Regions from separate parts of the Homo sapiens genome. Here regions 1 and 2 are each linked to region 3. Evidence: chromatin contacts called from ENCODE Hi-C data. All regions are on one chromosome and are shown on one strand. The core of a region is the stretch at or near the end of the contact, and the rest is flanking DNA. Distances in the headings are between cores, read along the strand shown.

What was found. A loop is a pair of places that touch in the nucleus more often than their neighbours do. Pooled maps may share reads with other maps.
Region 1: a loop to region 3 is called in a map of gastrocnemius medialis, with 3 times the contacts of the local background. The contact joins the promoter of RCAN1 here to the enhancer-like site in region 3. A Hi-C loop is called at or near these places in 2 of 168 maps with a recorded cell type or tissue (endothelial cell of umbilical vein and gastrocnemius medialis) and 11 of 50 pooled maps.
Region 2: a pooled map shows a loop between it and region 3 (3-fold over the local background). The contact joins two enhancer-like sites. A Hi-C loop is called at or near these places in 2 of 37 single-sample maps with no recorded cell type and 3 of 50 pooled maps.

What each region holds. Positions count from the first base shown.
Region 1 is chr21:34,613,655-34,616,602 of GRCh38, forward strand. RCAN1 (regulator of calcineurin 1) reads right to left here and starts at 1,459. Exons shown (of 4, transcript NM_004414.7): 1 at 1,106-1,459. The coding sequence starts at 1,357. RefSeq lists silencers at 974-1,073, 1,264-1,693.
Region 2 is chr21:34,543,621-34,546,555 of GRCh38, forward strand. The region is part of intron 1 of RCAN1 (regulator of calcineurin 1); the gene reads right to left. Among named protein-coding and RNA genes, the nearest start is that of KCNE1, 33 kb to the left of the region's middle. RefSeq lists an enhancer at 46-2,935 and a silencer at 417-566. Within about 2 kb of position 1,616, at least 24 of the 41 ENCODE cell types and tissues checked have a DNase peak (open chromatin) inside an H3K27ac peak, as active enhancers do.
Region 3 is chr21:34,880,686-34,883,770 of GRCh38, forward strand. RUNX1 (RUNX family transcription factor 1) reads right to left here. Exons shown (of 9, transcript NM_001754.5): 5 at 1-28. RUNX1-AS1 (RUNX1 antisense RNA 1) reads left to right here. Exons shown (of 2, transcript NR_186614.1): 2 at 2,798-3,085. Among named protein-coding and RNA genes, the nearest start is that of RUNX1-AS1, 46 kb to the left of the region's middle. RefSeq lists a silencer at 2,238-2,287. Within about 2 kb of position 1,251, at least 8 of the 41 ENCODE cell types and tissues checked have a DNase peak (open chromatin) inside an H3K27ac peak, as active enhancers do; they include endothelial cell of umbilical vein, where a contact is called at or near this core.

The DNA of each region.
Region 1 (2,948 bases), core at 209-2,708, 270 kb before region 3:
ATCAGTAAGACCCTGAGTTCCTGACAATTGCTGCTCTAGAAAGCATGCCTGGAAGCTTACCTAAGCACACGGCCATTGTAATTCCTTTCAGAAAGTAAGTGAACATATAAATTATAAATAAATGACACTTACATACACCATTCTGTTTCACAGTGGTGTTGTATTGGCAGCAGCCTTCAACTATAGTTCATTGACAGCATTTGTGGACCCACAGCCAAGCGCTGAAAGCACTGCTTTTTTTGACAGCTGCTCTCCTAATGGGGCATCTCTCAAAGACCGGTTTCATTCTGTGACGCCCACGTTGTCCACATTTTATTCTGCACAATAACTGCAGATTTGAAATAAATTCTTCCTCCCCACCACCATTATTGATTACTCATACCTGCCCCTCACCCTCCAAAGTGTCTAAATTGTGTGGATTTTGCGGGGGTGGGGGGAGGCGGGGGAAGGAGTCGACTCCCCATGTACTGGGTGTCCCCGATGGCGGCAAGCCACACCTTCACACAAGGGGGCAAGGTTCTTGACTAAATATCCTAAAGGTCTGAAAGATGGTCCCCTTCCCCCCAACACAATTCCACCAAAACTGGCCAGCCGCTGGCTAATGAGCAACCACGGATCCTCACCCAAACATTGGCTTTTCTTCCAATAGTGCAGATTGGGAATGCAGGGACGTCGTCCTATTTATGAACACTGAGTCACGTCGCCGCTCAATGTCTGTTTCCTCCTCCCTAGGAATGAGGTGACCCCCTCCTCCAGCGAGTAAATGCGGGGCGATGGCGAGAGCGCAGGGGGCGGCGGCGCTGCCCCACCTTGGGGAGCGAATTCACCCCCCTAGTCGCACCAGCCTGGGCGCACACGGGGGCCGGGGCGAGCCTGTGGGACTCTGCAGTGAGCTCCGCGCGCCCCGGGGGTGCTAGGGGACCGGGACCCTCGGGGCGCCGTCCCCACGCCCCAGCCCTGACGGGTCCGCGGCCGAGCAGCCCGGGGGACGTCGCTGCCTCCCCGCCCCGCGCGCGGCCGGGACTGGGCGCTGCGACCCGCGCCGCCTCCTCGGGCAACAAGTGTCCGCCCTCCGCCCCGACGGCCCGCCCGGCGCGGTCCTCACCCGGCACAGGCCGTCCACGAACACGCGCGGGTCCAGGTGACAGGCGATGGTGGCGCTGGGCAGGTCCTGCAGGTCCACCTCCTCCATCTCGCAGTCAATGAAGCTCCAGTCGCCGCCGCCCTCGTCCGCCTCGGCCGCCCCCGAGAGGGGCGCGAAGGGCCGCAGCGTCACCCCGGGCCGCGCTCGCGCCTCGGCCGCCTCCGCCGCCTCCGCCGCGGCCCCGAGCTGGGGACCGGCCACGCCGTCCTCCATCCCCGCGCCCGCGCGACCCTGTGCGCCCCAGCGGGCTGCTCCGGGCTTGCGCGCCGGAGCCTCACGCGCTCCGGTCCGCGCCCGGCCGGCGGCTCCGCCGTTAACCCCCTCGGAATCGCGCGGCGGCAGGCGGCGGGCTGTCAGCAGTCTCCCAGCGACACGGCCTCCCAGCGCCAGCCCCGCCCGTCACCGTTCCGCGCGGGAGGGGCAGAAGCCCGGCGCGGCGACCGCCCCCCCAGCCCCTAGGGCCGGCCACCGGCAGATCCAACGGTGGCCCCTTTAAGGCCGGCGCCGGTTGGGTTATTGTACCCCGCCCTTCCAGGAGACGGGGCCAATAAAGGAACGGAATTCTCTTCACGTGACCTTCCTTCTGCCGCCCGAAGCCCGAAGCCTCAGGGCGGCCATGTTGGTTAGGGGCAAAGTCCTCGTCCCCAGTTCCGCTTTTCTGACAGCTGGTGCCAGCTGAAGGACGCCGGGCAGAGTCCTCGGCTCTTGGGCCCTTGGGGTGATAACTGGGGAGGCAACGTTTTTGTGGTTCCCATGCGGGGACGTTTTGAAGCACAGGGGCCCACTTTTGGGAATTTAAGCGAGACATAGTCTCCCTGTGGCTCTGTGGCCCCTGGCAAGTGGTTAGATGCTTACCGTATATTATCAGATATAGTCGCAATAAAGACTGAACTAGACCATGATAACAATGCCTTACTTTTCTATTTCAGCGTATTAGTCACTATACCATTGTGAAAATTTATGTAATTAGAAGTAATTTTTCTGAATTACCATTATATGCTATGTACAATAGGACATAACGAAAGAATTAAGAGATCACCCCTTTCCTTTGGGGAATAGCGGAAAAATAAGAGGACCTCAAGTGAGCAGACATGTCTCTTCCTGAAAAATAGAATTCTTTTTTGGACAGTATGATACAGTGAGAACTTGGGTCTGAATTTCAGCTTTGCTTTTTAACTACTTGTACAAATAAGCTGAATCTTAGTTTCCTCATCTGAAAAAAATGAAGACATATTACTAAGAATTCAGTCAGTGCTTAATAAATGGTAGCTGTTTATGCACTGGGTTCTTTGGAGGTTGTGAAATTACAGTTATATTTTTTCTTAGAGTAGGCTTACTCTCTAGTTAGGAAGTGTTAGTAATTATAACAAAAAGTATATCCAACAGCTGAGATTTATTCAGAACTTGCCATGTGCACGGTTCTATGATTACTATTATCATAGTCTTAGGACAGTTTGTGTCCTCAGGGAGCTAAACCCAAGAGGAATAATAATACCCATCTAGAGATAACTCATAAAATAGAATATGATATGAGGATGTGAAGAAATTGGAACCGTCATACTGTGAAAGGGAAATCTTGGGCCCCCAAAATCACTAAGGAAAACTAAAGCTGGAAGTTGCTTAGAGCCAACCAGCCTCCCATTCCATTCAAAGTCACCCCTCTGCTCACTGAGACAGATGCATTTCACCGAGACAGATTTGCCTCCTTTATAAAGACTAATCAGAAACCCAAAGAGTGTAACCGTTTGTCTATCACCTATCTGTGACCTGGAAGCTCCCTCCTGCCTCCTGCCTTTGCAGTAGT
Region 2 (2,935 bases), core at 366-2,865, 340 kb before region 3:
AGAAAGGTAGCTTTATAGAACATCCAGCAGCTAGAATGTTCAAAGGAAGTTGGGCTTTGGAATCAATAAACTGCTGTCCTTTTATTTCTTCTTCTCCTGACTTAGGCTTCGAGGGATGACATTTTCTTTTTAATCCTAGCATGTGAAGTGGCCAAAGCTCAGGCTTGGGTGTCAGATGGGCCTGGGCAGGAACCCTGGCTGCAGTCCTTACTTGCTGGGGGTCCTCAGTCAACTGGTGGTGCTGGCCAAGATGACCACAGTGGCACTGACAGCCAGAGTCAGTTGCCTGCTAGCCATTCGGAGTGGTCAGTGCCCACGAGGTACCAGTTACTATGTGCTATGAATATTATCTCTAGACTGAATCCTATGAACTTCAGTTTCCTCATTTGCAATTTGGGAACAATCTAAGTCAAAGGTTGTTGTAGAATGTGCATAGGTAGGTGCTTTTCAGACTGTGGCTGCCACAGCAGCAGTAGCTGCCTTACTTGGCAACTTGCCAGAATTCTTGCCCTACCTATTGTGGTAGGCTGAATTCTCAAATGGCCCCCTGGTGGACAAGCTTTGCATGATCCCGGGACTCTGTGATGGATTCTGTTTCCACAGTTAGGTTATATTACCCTGGGAGATTATGTGGGGTGAACACTTAAAAGGGACCGGGTTCTTTCTGAAGTCGGAGAAAGGATGGGAGAGACATTCTCTGTTGCTGATTCTGAAGATGGAGGGGGCCATGTGGCAAGGACTGAGAGTGGCCTCAAGGAGCTAGAGTGGCCACGGGGATCTGAATGTGCTTAGAAGCAGATTCTCCGCAAGAGTCTCCAGACAGGAACGCAGCCCAGGAGAGAACCGGTTCCAGCCTTGTTAACCTTGAGCAGAGAACCCTGTTGTGCACATGGTGATTTCTGACCTACAGACCTGTCAACTAAGAAATGGGCATTGTAAGCCACTAGATTTGTAGTAATTTGTCACACAGCAATAGAAAACTAATATATATTTACTGAATCAGAAACTCTGCTGGTTTTTGTTTGTTTGTTTGAGACAGGGTCTCACTGTGTCACCCAGGCTGGTCTCAACGAGCCTTTGCTGAATCTCTTCCTTGTCAGAGGAGACTGCTGGTCCCCAAGATAGAAAGTAAAGGAGACCCAGCCCTGCTGTCAGGAAGCACCCGCCTCGGGTTGGAGTAAAAGTCACACATGGGACGGGGCTGTAAGTCTCAGCAAACAGCAGTGCGAGGGACGCACGTGGAAGAGGGGTAGTGAGGGCACCTTGTGGGCAGGAGAGCCTTTTAAAGACTGTATGACGTGAACTCCAAGATCTATCCTTGAAGGCCAGGGAGTGGTTGAAAGATGGAGCCCTCTGATTTCTGACTTCACTTCTGCAAAGCCTACTGTGTCATTTACTCCTCACCATCAGTGGAGCGAGAGCCTCTGGGACCACGTCTCCCGAGTCCCATGCCTGCCATCATGGTGCGGGCTGGACCAGCCTTCTTAGTGGGATATGTTCCCCATAGAAAGTAAACCAAGAGGCAAAAGCAAAGCAAAGCTACGAAAGCAGGCTCAGTGCCCCCGCCCCTTGTTTCAGTGTCACCTCAAGTTTGCTTCTTGCTCTCAGAGGGAGATCACAGCATTGCACAACGGGCAGTGTTGACTATTTGCTGGCCCTTGTCACCCACCCTTCCAAAACTCGGGCAGAGGACAATCTGAACACCAGTGTGACAGTTTCTAACAAAAGGCTTTGCTAGTACAGTGCCTGAGTGTGGGTGTCCACTGAAAACTAATTTCAGCCCTGACTAAGAAAGGCATCTCAGAAATGAGGAAGTGTATTTTGGGCTCCTGTGGTTTCTGATGAAAAATGCTGCAATGTGGGGCATGGGTGAAAGGGAAACACTGAGAAAATAGATGTGACCCCCAGTATGCTTCCTTGAAGAAGTGGGGGGCTGGCCAGGCCAGGCACAAAGATCCTTTGTGTTCCCTGAGCCTGTGACTTCTCCCGCTGTTTCTCAGCAGTTACACTAACGACATTGTGGAGGAAACAGCTTCTCCTTGCATGGCCCTGCCCCTTGCACTCTAGACTGTTTAGCCTCCCTGCTGGTCAGTCCCCTCTCCCTACAAATGCCAGCAGCTTTCCCCCAGTCCTTGCTGCAACCACAAAGTCTCGCAAGGATTTTCAAATGCCACTGGGAGGATAGCGGTGCCACCCATGGAGAATAATGACCCCAGGCCCTAAAATGAAACAGGTTGCTCTAACATTCGAAGAATAGCCCCAGCACACCAAATGCATTCACTTAATTTCTTGTTCAACAGAAAAGAATGACCTCTTTTAATACAGAGCTGCTTTGAAACATGTCATTTCAAACAGGTCCTAAGAAGATCCTGATATTTGTCTGTATCTTAACTGGATCTCTGTGGGTTGAAAAACGCTCATAGAAATGTTGAAGGACATCAGTCAATCTTTAATAAGATGAGATTTCTCAGAGATACAACATGCTGTTTGACCATCTGAAGGATGCTAAAAGAAAGTGATTTACTGAAATAAAATAGATAACAAACATTTCAGTGACTTAGAAAATGGCGAGAAATCACGTCAGGCAAGTTTATATTTTTGTGTTAAAAAATCCCCACCTAACAACACTCTCTTCCTTACATTTCTTCCCAGCAGGCCAAGAACTTACTAAACTCTGGCTCTAGAAGAAAATGACATTAAAATGCTGACTTTACAGGTATATAGTCTAGCATTTGTTGGCAGTTACTTATTAGTTTTTTTTTTTTTTTAGAAATGTAAAAACTATTTTCTTTGTTTCAAACGAATAGGCTCTAACTTAAAATAATTTACTTGTACAATTAAATTGTCTGAAAAACCCCAACAATGCTGTTAACACGTTGTTAACAGGTACACAACTCCCCTCTATTTTAGGAGCTGACGCAAAGAAGACAGCACA
Region 3 (3,085 bases), core at 1-2,500:
CATCTGGAACATCCCCTAGGGCCACCACCTAAACACCAGTCAAAGGACAAATGCAGACATCAGGGATGTTATACATACACTTTTAGGGCATTTGTGTAGTGATTATTCTAAAATTAAATGTATATTCAATGATTTCTTTTTAGGTTGCAGAGGAATAGCAATGATAACTTAAGCAAAACAACAGAAAAGTTATAAAGAGAAGACACTTTTTTATTATATTTTAGGTTGGTGCAAAAGTAATTGCAGTGTTTGCAATTTTTAACTCCAAAAACTGCAGTTACATTTGCACCAACCTAATACATTATGTATAACTATATGTAAATTTTCAAATAGTGACACATATACTAAATTTACCTCATAAAGCCATAGTAGGTCACATAGCACAGTTGGAACAAGACTAACCATAGCAAGATATCAAGGATTTTGAGTAGCTATGCCGTCTCCTGAATACAAGCATCTCTTCTTAATTTCTCCCGTTTGAGAAACAGAACATCCTGTGTTTGTAAGTTTATAATCCAACCCATCTTTTACTTGCTCAGACCTCCACTAACAGGCTGAACAAGGTGCAGACTTTACTTTTAGAAAATAAAACAAAACAAAAAAACACAAAAAAACCCAATTTCTGCTAAAAGTAGATTTCATCTTGCTGACGATTCTTAAGTAACTTAAACTGTCCCTCTACAGTTCATCTTTGATACCTCCTACTCATCGCTATTATCTTGAGTTTTACTAGCAATGAATTCTAGCACACAAGAAAAAAAAATCAGAAATGCACCCTTCGTTTACTAATTACAAAATCAACAGACCTCAGAAAGACGGGACATTCACTTCTATGCACTCCCCTCAATTCAGGGGTGGAATTGGGTTGCATTTTTGTATCTGTGAGTCTCAGCGTGTGTAAACTCATGTCCTCACAGATGCCTGAGGTTTTCTGCTAGCCCAGCTGATCTTGACCAGGAATTTATTTAATGTAACTGAGTAAGTATGAAGTCTTATCAGGGCTATTGGAGAAAACTGGTAGATAAATGTTTTTATACTCAGGTAATTAAGAAAATGAATTCCAAAGTAAAATACTCTGAAAAGCATGACCTAAAGATACTTTGTACAATAGCATCAATTTCTTGGCTATCATTTAGGCCTTCTAGAAACTATTTTCTTGGTCTAGACATTTACTATTGGCTGTATTTCCTTTGTTTCTATTTTTCAAAGCAGTCATACAACTTCAAATCGAAATGCCCCAAGCTGTATTTATTCTGATCATTTCTGACATTCTTTACGGTAAAGTCAGTAGTGACATTTATATTACTCATTCCAATTACATCATCATTTTTGGTTGCTGTTTTTGAATTGGTAACAGTAAAGCATTCCTTAATCTAGTGTTATCACTCCTTCCTCTGCCTCCTACTTCCCAATTTTTACCTTAATAACTGCTACATAATTTTTTGTAGTATATATTTTCAGGCCTCTTTTTCTATATGTAAAAAAGGCTGCCATAGACTCACTTGTATGATATCGAAGTCATGTTTCTCAAGATTCCCATTTTCATGATCTGCTTAGCCATCACCCTTTCCCTGTGGCCTCCAGATGACTATCTATTGTTTTTATTCATTAGAACTGCTTCAGTCCTTGTGGCACAGAACACGAACTAACTCACTATGAGAGATGAACATACTTCCAACCCCAAGACTACACCAGGATAATCTAGTCTCATAGAAGCAGGGAGGCATTTTCCTCTATTTTATCCAACTTGCACTGCCAAACAAGGTCTGGGCCTTTTCTCTCTTTTTAATCCTTTCATTCCAATTGTTGGACATGTTTTCCATATAGGAGATTTTAAAACTCTGCTATTTATTCCCCAAGCACCCTCTAATTAGCTATTTAGTTCCCATTATAAGTGTGTTTGTTGCCATTTAATTAAGAGCAGTGATACGACAATTCCCTTTTTGTTTTAAAAAGATATCACGGAAATAAATCTCCCTGATCAGTTATTTGGTTATTGCTACTGTTTTTTTTTTTTTTCTATTCCCGAAAAATGGGCTTGCTTTATTTTGCTCTTTTTAGTCTCTCACAACAAATTTTCCCCTTTTTTTCATGATTTTCACTTCCCGTTGTAAAGTTAGCTCACAGTGTTGAAATGCCCTCTTTGAACACATATTTTTACTTCCTCATCCTCCTCTCCCTGTGGTAACCCAGGCTTCTCTATTGTAACTCAACATTCAGCAGGTATACAGAGACTGCCTCCACTACGTGGGTTTCAAACTGAATAACTCATTGTTGGGTCTGGATCTGTAAAAAGGTGAAAATAAATAAATCTTCTTTTATAACTACAGGAATGTATTCTGAATTATCTGCCTCCTACTGCTGTTCCCCTCACAGTGCTCCAAGCCTGTGCCTCTCTCATCTTTCCAATACTATCCTCATTGGTAATTTGGCAAATTCAGGAGACCTTCGCCAAGTCGAAACAAACATAGAATAAAATTATCATGGAGGCTAAATAAGAAAAGGCTGTTGATGTTGGAACTTAAGAAGAAAAAAATTAGAAGTTTAACTCCCACTCCTCTTTTTTTTTAAATGCAGCAGAATCAACCATATTTGGGCACCTACATATCATTCACTTGGCCTTGTATTGATCTCTGAGGGTTTTTTTTTGGTGGAGGCGGGTGGGTAAAGGGGAACTAGTAAATCCAGGGCAATTCATTAATACTGTATATCGTCCAATTGTTAACAAGCATACTTAAGCCAGGTTTAAAAAGTTTCTTTTTAATTCAAAACTAACATGCGTGCTAATTTGATACAGGTTTTGTCACTGATGGGCAATATGGAGAGAATGTAAAAATATCTAACTTCAAACAGAAAAAAGAAACAACTGGAATGAAAAGCTATAAACAATAGGTAAGGAAACACAAACATTTACATTTTAACACAGACCAAACAGGCAAGAAGGGACTTGCTGGCCAAAGATATCTCATATTTTGTTTTACTTCTCTGTTTTTAAAGTATCAGGAAGTTGGGCCAAATATCAACTCTCTTCTATATTACATGGACCTCCCAATACTGTTCTTGGCTAGCCTGTTCACGGTCCAAA